Linked DNA regions of Mus musculus: region 1 is linked to region 2. A link is a loop called in an ENCODE intact Hi-C map of the cell type or tissue named here. Cell type or tissue: left cerebral cortex. All regions are shown on one strand.

Region 1 (4,000 bases), 120 kb before region 2:
AGTTATTGTATGATATTCTGTTGTGTGTGTCATTTTAAAGATTTTTAAAATTTTGTTTTATTTGAGACAGAATCTCATTATGTAGCCTTGACTGGCCTCTAACTCAGAGATCATCCTGTCTCTGTCTCCATGTGCTGAATTAAAGGCTTGAGCCACTAAGCTTGGCTTATTTTAAAGGTTTGTATTGTGAATTGTTTCTAGTATCTTTATTTTCCTTTTACAGTTAAATTTTTTTAACATTTTATTTTTAAGGGCTGAAGAAGTGCCTCAGTGGTTAAGAGTACTTGTGGCTCTTACAGAGGATTGAGATTCCGCTCTCAGCACTTACATAGTCCTTCACAACAGTCTGCAACTCCAGTGCGAAGGGATTCAGTGCCCTCTTCTGTCCTCCATGGGCAATTCACACACATGGTACACAGACATACATGCAGGCAAGATACTCATACCCATATGATAACAATAAAGATTCTAAAAAATATTTTGTAGGGGCTGGAGAGATGGCTCAGCAGTTAAGAGCCCTGACTGCCCTTCCAGAGATCCTGAGTTCAATTCCCATAACCACATGGTGGCTCACAACCATCTGTAATGGGATCGGATGCCCTCTTCTGGTGAGTCTGAAGAGGGTGACTGTGTACTCACATACATAAAATCAACATGTAAATCTTTTTAAAAATTGTAATTAATTTTTTGGGGGGATAGGGTCTCTCTACATAGTCCCAGCTGTCCTGAAACTCATTATGTAGACCAAGCTGGCCTCGAACTCACAGAAATCTTCCTGCGTTTGTTTCCCAAATGCTGGCATTAAAAGTGTGTGCCATCACACCCACCTAAAAATATTTTATTTTTGTACTAATTATATGTGTGTCTGAAAGTGGGTTTATGCAACCCAGTGCATTCTCTATAGAGAACAGAAGGGGGCGTTGTATTCCCTGGCGCTTGTGGTCAGAAGCCTTCTAATGTAGGTGCTGGGAACCACACTGGAAATGCTCCCTTATGTTTTCTGTTTGCATCAATGGCTTATTACAGTCCAGAGATGTTGAACTGATTGAAAAATTACAACACTGACAATATATCCCAAGGAAATATTGTTTAAAGCACGATTTGTATAAAAATGTTTATTCTTAATAGCAACACATATTAAAGAGTTGAAAGCCAACAATAAAGAAGTAGGTTTGATAAATTAAGGCCACGACTAGACTCTAATTCTGCTTCAGGCAATAGAAAAAGTTAATTTACAAGTATACTACAGTGCCACAATACCATAACAAGTACATATAAAATCAGATTAAGGAAAAAGATAATTTCCACAAGATAAGGAATCCTGTGGGGTTATGTTATTCGTGAAGGAGCCAGAGTGAGCCGCCCGTCGCATTTGTACTTTAAGAGGCGTCCTGATACTCACTTTGATTCTCACAAGCACCCCGCACGCACGCAAGGTGTCATTAACTTCGCTTTACAGGTGCTGAGGTCGCACCACGGTCAGGGATGCCAGACCCTGGTGGAGCCAGGTGGCGAGCTGCCTCCCTGCCACCCCCTCGCTTGGCTCTTCCTGGTCCTCACTAGGTTGTCAAACGCCGGGCAACCGGGCTGCCGCGGCGCGGAGGCCTGGGCTGAGGCGAGTTGCGGAGGCGGCGGGAGGCCACAGAGGCCGGAAGTGCGGGCCGGAGCGCTCCGGGGCTGCGCCGAGATGGCGAGAATGCTGGCGGTCCGGGTGGTGGCAGGGCTGGCGGCGGCCGCGGTGGCCGCCCTGCTGTTGGAGCACTACGGCCTGGCTGGGCCGACTACGCCGCTGCCGAAGCCCAGAGGCTCCCAGAGGCCGCACCCCGCCCCGGGCTCGGAAGCCAACAACATCTTCTGGGGGCTGCAGGTGAAGTGGCGGGAGGCCAGGGGAGGGCACAGCGCGGGGCGGGCTCGCCCAGCAGGGGGCCTCGGTCGCAGTCCGCCGGGAGGCTCGGCTCTCCTTCCCCGGGGTTCGTTAGGGCATCTTTTTCTTTCCCTTCCGCTCCCCGAGAGCTGACGGGCCACCCGTGTCGGTGCGGCTCTTCCTGACTCAGATAACGTGTCTGTCCAATGCCTGCTTTTGACAGATATCCGACATTCACCTGAGCAGATTTCAAGATCCAGGCAGAGCGCTGGCCTTAGAGAAGTTCTGTTCGGAAACTATTGACATCATTCAACCGGCTCTTGTCCTGGCCACTGGTAGGAAGGATTCCTGTGCTGTGTGCGGTGCGGTGGTGGTGTTCTATGGTCCTGATGGTAGAATGGGCAGCAGCTATTCGCTTGAGGGTGTTGGCAACTCTGGCCCTAGACCGTCAGTGAGCCCTTTGAAGTGGTGGATAATGGAGTCAGGATCCAGGCTAAATGCTTTGCCATCTCAAGGTTTTTCTCAGTAGGAATAAGGCTTGTGATGCTTACGACCAGATGTTGTCTGCCATATTTGTGTTGTGTGTGTGTGTGTTTATGTGTGGGTGTGTGCGCACGTGCGCGTGTATTGATGGTGATGATGTCCTGATGAATTTGAATATTAGGGGGTGCCCTATAACCGGGAATCAAAAGCTCTCCTTTGCTGACTTATATTTTTCTGTACAAGGAGGTTATGTTTTCAGTTGTTTGAGGACTCTTCAAACCTGTGCACGTGTGAGCCCAAAGGTTGGGTAGGAAAAGCTCCAAAGAGTTGTGTTCTGTGTTCTGTTTTTTGGGTGGCTCGGCTGTCACTCACCCTTCTGAAACATGTCTCTTACTAAGATGAAGTATCTGTCCTCAGATAATGAATAAGTCCCTGCTTCAGGTGTTCTGTTTACTTCCTAGAAACTTTAGCATTTCATTGGTCAAACTAGATTGTTTTTTGCTCTGAAATAATGCTTGGTCACAGCATAAATCCTGGTTTAGGGGTTGGAAAACAACTGTTGCAATAGGTAATAGGCACTTGCTACAATGTTGCAACATCACACAAAGGAGTTTCATTGAATTTTGTACTGTGTCTCTTTTCTCTCTCTCCCTCTCCCTCTCTCCCTCTCTCTCTCTCTCTCTCTCTCTCTCTCTCTCTCTCTCTCTCTCTCTCTCTCTCTCTCTCTCTCTCTCTCTCTCTCTCTCTCTCTCTCTCTCTCTCTCCTTATTATGTATATCATGTTCTGCCTGCATGCCAGAAGAGGGCACTAGATCTCATTATAAATTGTTGTGAGTCATTATGTGGTTATAGGGAATTGAACTCAGGACCTCAGGAAGAGCAGCCATCTCTCTAGGCCATTGTAGTGGGCTCTTTAAGTCATTCCCCTCCCCCCACAACTCACTCCTAATATCGCTATAGACTACACAAACACTTGTTAACCTATAATAACAATACCCTTGCTGAGATAATCTTGTTAGTTTAAATGGCTTAAATGGTTTGCTTTGGACATATGTGGACTCAATTGATTTTTGTATTCGTGCTGAATAGTTTACAAATTTGTGTTGAACATGCTTGTTTGAGTCCCCTGGAGTTTATTTTACATTTCAAGTCCATTCTGTGTAAACCCACAGGAGACCTGACAGATGCCAAAACAAAGGAACACTTGGGATCCAGACAACATGAAGTAGAATGGCAAACTTACCAGAGAATTCTGAAAAAGACAAGAGTCATGGAAAAAACCAAGTGGCTGGATATCAAAGGAAATCATGGTAAATCTGCCAAGAGCAGAATAGAATATAGCTTCCTTCAAAAATATAGATTTTTCTAGTTTAGATTATAGAGTTATAAAATGGAAAATTGTAACATAAATTTGGACATAGTGAAGGCCAAATCTCTTATGTGCAGCTATAAAATACGATATTAAGACATCAGAGACAGGTAGAGCTCTGTGAGTTTGGGGCCAGACTAGTTCCAGGTCAGCTAGGCTGCATAGCAAAGCCCCTGTCTCAAAAAACAAAACAAAACAAAAAAAAAAAAAAAACAAAAAACAAAGAACATTGAGATGGAGATGTCATTGTTGGCCTTTCCAGTGAAAGTTGATATAGTGTTTTC
Region 2 (4,000 bases):
CAGTTCTTTCCTTCTTCCTTGTAGGTTCTGGGTCTTTCGGCAAAAAGCATCTTTACCCACTGAGCAATCTTGCCAGCCATTAGATTTTTATAGATACATAAAAGTATACATGTATATATTATATACATACACACATATATGAAAATACAAGTGAAACTGTCTAGGGGAACAAAGGGGACAAGAGAAGGGGAAAAGGAGGAGGCCAGGGTCTGGGAGGAATGTGCTTAATATAATATAATATAATATAATATAATATAATATAATATAACTTGTTTAAAACACTCTTATGTATCTGTTGGGACTAGGCTCCACAACTCTGCATTTTGATTGGTTGTGGTTTTCTGTACTGGTCTCCACCTGTTGCAAAGAGAAGTTTCCTTGAAAAGATGTGAATACTACAATTATACAAGGAAATAAAATAAATAATTTTTAAAATGTCATTTTATAACATAGTACCAGGCAATAAAATAAAATACTTTACATGTAAATGAGTTTTTAACTATGATATATAAAATTGTATGCAAATGAATAAAAAGCTGGAGGCAGCAAAAGAGAAAACGGAATTTTAAAAAAGTAATTGCCAATTGTCATCAGAAACACTTCACCCAGCAAATGATGGAAACAGATGCAGAGACCCACAGCCAAACATTAGGCAGAGCTTGGGGATGGGGAGAGTGCGTCTCTGTTTCTCACACCTGGAAATTAATAGGAAAGAGAGCAGGAAAGCAGACCCAGGGTGGGGCAGGGAGGAAGAGAACAGAGATGCATAGATAAAGCTCCCTCTGCCCTAGCCCCACAGAGGAGCTAAGCAGAGAAATATAGACCAGTAAGTCCTGGCTCTGCCTCGTGAGGGTGTGGGAGACTGACTGCTAACAACCAAAGCCTCGGAAAGGCCAGTGACACACAGCTGTTCACATGTCCCAAGAGTGCAGGACGATATTCCAATGCCTAAGATGTCTGAACGAGTTTCCTTTGATGATCTAATTAGCCAGATCAGCCTCCTAGGCCAAGGAATTCTCTAAGCATCACCAAAAAGATATTACAGGACAGTCACACATCCAAGGCAAGCGAATCCGTTTCATCCCCTACCTGGGACAGTGCTGAGCTGTTGCAAACTAAACCTCTTACCAGATTTTGTCTGGCCTCTGAGCCGTCAGCATTTCTGCGGTTCGATCATAGTAGGTGTCGATGGTCAAGTTTCCATCTGTGTTGTGTGCAGAATGGAAATTGGAAACGACTCGGGTTGGAACACCTAAGCATCTCATTACTACAGAGAGGAAAGAGAAATGGCTGAGCTCATGTCAGGCAGAATTATGTTTCACGCACTGTTTCTCGCCTTCAAACTTGCAGCAACTGTTTTATTCCCAAAGGGTGGGACGAAGAGAAGTTCCTGCCCACCTGCCCAACTGCCTACCTACCCACATGCCCATCTGCTCACCTGCCCATCTACTCACCTACCCACCTGCTCACCTGCCCATCTGCCCACCTACCCACCTGCTCACCTGCCCACCTGTTTACCTGCCCACCTACCCACCTGCTCACCTGCCCATCTGCCCACCTACCCACCTGATCACCTGCCCACCTGCTCACCTGCCCACCTACCCACCTACCCACCTGCTCACCTGCCCACCTACCCACCTGCTCACCTGCCCACCTACCCACCTGCTCACCTGCCCACCTGTTTACCTGCCCACCTGCTCACCTGCCCACCTACCCACCTGCTCACCTGCCCACCTGCCCACCTACCCACCTGCTCACCTGCCCACCTGTTTACCTGCCCACCTACCCACCTGCCCACCTACCCACCTGCTCACCTGCCCACCTGCCGACCTGCCCACCTGCCCACCTGTTTACCTGCCTACCAGTGGCATCCATCCACAAAGTGGAAGAAATCATTTGTGAGCAACTTAAAACAATAATTAACTTCCCCTCCCCTGCTCTTTTTTTTTTTCTCAGCAGCTCTCCAAGTTAAAAGCAATGAGCCCAAAACACATGAGAATTTTAAAAGGAAAAAAAAAAAGTTGACCAGTTTCAAAAGAGAAACTGTGTGACCTGGGGTACGCGGCTTAACTTCTTTGGTTAGTCTCCTTGTAAATAAGAAAGTGAAGAGCTGAACTGCCTGGCTTTCAGTTCTGAAATTCTGAGTCTGTCATTCTACTTAAAAGAGTTGAAAGAAAGATGAAAATTAGAGGGCTGGGCATGTAGCTAAGTGGCAGAGTGCTGGCCCGCCACGTACAAGGTTCTGAGTTCGTTCCTCAGCACTGCATCCTATATAAATAGCTAAACAGTAAGAGAGTGGCTATGATAGAACATTTATTCTCTGTAGAAATACCGTGGGTGACAGCAGAGATAAAGAACTGCTTACCGTCTTTGATAAGCCAGCAGCTCCCTCTTGTGGCTCCTCAGGTACGTAAAGCTGTGATTGCTCATAGCAGACATTATCCCATGCTTACACACCTTCTAACTGCCTACAACCAGGCAAGCTTCTCCCATGCTTACACACCTACTAGCTGCCTACAACCACGTGTAGTCAAGAGCCGAGCATGTCTTGGGACTAGGTCCTCACCCCTGTCAGTATGGTAAGTTCAGAAGACGTCTGTTCTACCCACTCTTCCTAGGAGGACAGACAGTGTCTAATGGGGATGCTGAGAAGGTCACAATGTTGTTTTGGTTTGTTTGTTTGCTTGCTTGATTTTTAAGTAAAAGGAATAAGAATAAGAATCTTTATGTCTCCAAGCACTGAAAAGCCCCCATCAGAACCACCTGTCACAGTTGGGTGACTTCTCCAGCACTGCGCCTGGACTTTCCACATACCTGCAGGGTAAACAGACTCAAACCTGGCCTGCAGGTAGCCAAAGGCAGATTAATGGCTCTCTCTATTCAACATCCCCGACACTCTGTGTGTGGCCTGTGAGGACAGAAGGACTTGGAGAGGGGCCTAAGTGATAGGTCTAGTCCTTTTCCTGCTCTTCCTAGGATCAGAAGGTCCAGGGTGAATGTCGCAACGACCACCTGGCTACAACTGGGGACTTTCCAGGCCAAGGCAGAATGGGGGCTACAGGAGGCCAGAGTAGCCACAGCCTCACCTCACGAGTAAGCTGATAAGATCTCCTGATGTCTACTCAGATTTATATCTCTGCATCTGAGGCCCCAGAACCTAACTGTAAGACTATGCTTCCCCTCAGAGAGTCAGCCATAAACAGCAGCCTGTTCTCATCCCATGTCCCACCCCCTTCTCTTAGGGAGTCTCAGCAAACACCTAGCATAGGGTGTGAGCAGATAGCCCCATGGAAGCTCTGCTTTGCATGAGGGAGACAGGTACTCTAGGCTCTCCATCTTTCCAGATACTTGGGCCAAGAATTTGGCACTGCATTCTAAACAGTTGAGAATGCACTCAGCTGAGTAAAGTGCCCCTGATCCTCAAAAGGTAGTTAGCAAGGCAGCAAAGCTCTAACTATAAGTCAAGTCTCTTGGGGAGGTCTATGTGTGTGGTCAGGCAATCTGGGATATACCTACTCGAAGCTCCATCTTCCACCTGTTGGCCCACTGCAGACTCATCTTGAGCTGAGCAGGTGGTAGGAAGAAGGGTTCTGCCTTTGTAGGGACTGCAAGTTGTTCTATCCAAATGGCCACCATTTTGTCTGTCTGTCTATCTCTTCAGGCAAGATCTCATCTAGTGTAGGTTAGCCTAACTCCCTATGTAACCAAGGAAGCTCCTAATCCAACTGATCCCACCTCTCAAATGCTAGGATTAGAAGCATGCTCCACCATGCTCAGGTATCCACTGTTAATAGTCTTCATCAAAGAGAAGATAAAATGATTGCAAAGACTGGTTGGTATGCAGGTAATGAACTCAGCTACACACTGCACCTTAGCCATGGACCATTGGTGAACTCTAGACCTTTCATGAGCTGCAATGGACTCTGAGAGTAGGTATTATCATGACCTGGTCTGAAGGGGAAATCAGGAAGAATCAATGGGTGAGACTTCACTCACCCGT

What was found. Hi-C counts contacts between places; a loop is a spot of excess contacts. Peaks named below come from ENCODE experiments on the same cell type or tissue, not always from the same donor. Only the 100,000 strongest peaks of a DNase experiment are listed, where the experiment ranks them.
Region 1: it touches region 2 in a loop (6-fold over the local background); 13 of 42 quality-filtered maps call a loop at or near these places.

What each region holds. Positions count from the first base shown.
Region 1 is chr2:120,975,612-120,979,611 of GRCm38, forward strand. Tmem62 (transmembrane protein 62) reads left to right here and starts at 1,451. Exons shown (of 14, transcript NM_175285.3): 1 at 1,451-1,867; 2 at 2,088-2,199; 3 at 3,520-3,657. The coding sequence starts at 1,688. In left cerebral cortex, CTCF peaks have their summits at 910 (motif pointing right), 1,913 (motif pointing right) and 3,168 (motif pointing right); DNase peaks (open chromatin) are centred at 901, 1,572 and 2,050; H3K4me3 peaks cover 1,857 bases; H3K27ac peaks cover 1,328 bases.
Region 2 is chr2:121,099,831-121,103,830 of GRCm38, forward strand. Tgm7 (transglutaminase 7) reads right to left here. Exons shown (of 13, transcript NM_001160424.1): 6 at 3,997-4,000; 7 at 1,129-1,267. Among named protein-coding and RNA genes, the nearest start is that of Tgm7, 15 kb to the right of the region's middle. In left cerebral cortex, a CTCF peak has its summit at 2,402 (motif pointing left); a DNase peak (open chromatin) is centred at 2,381.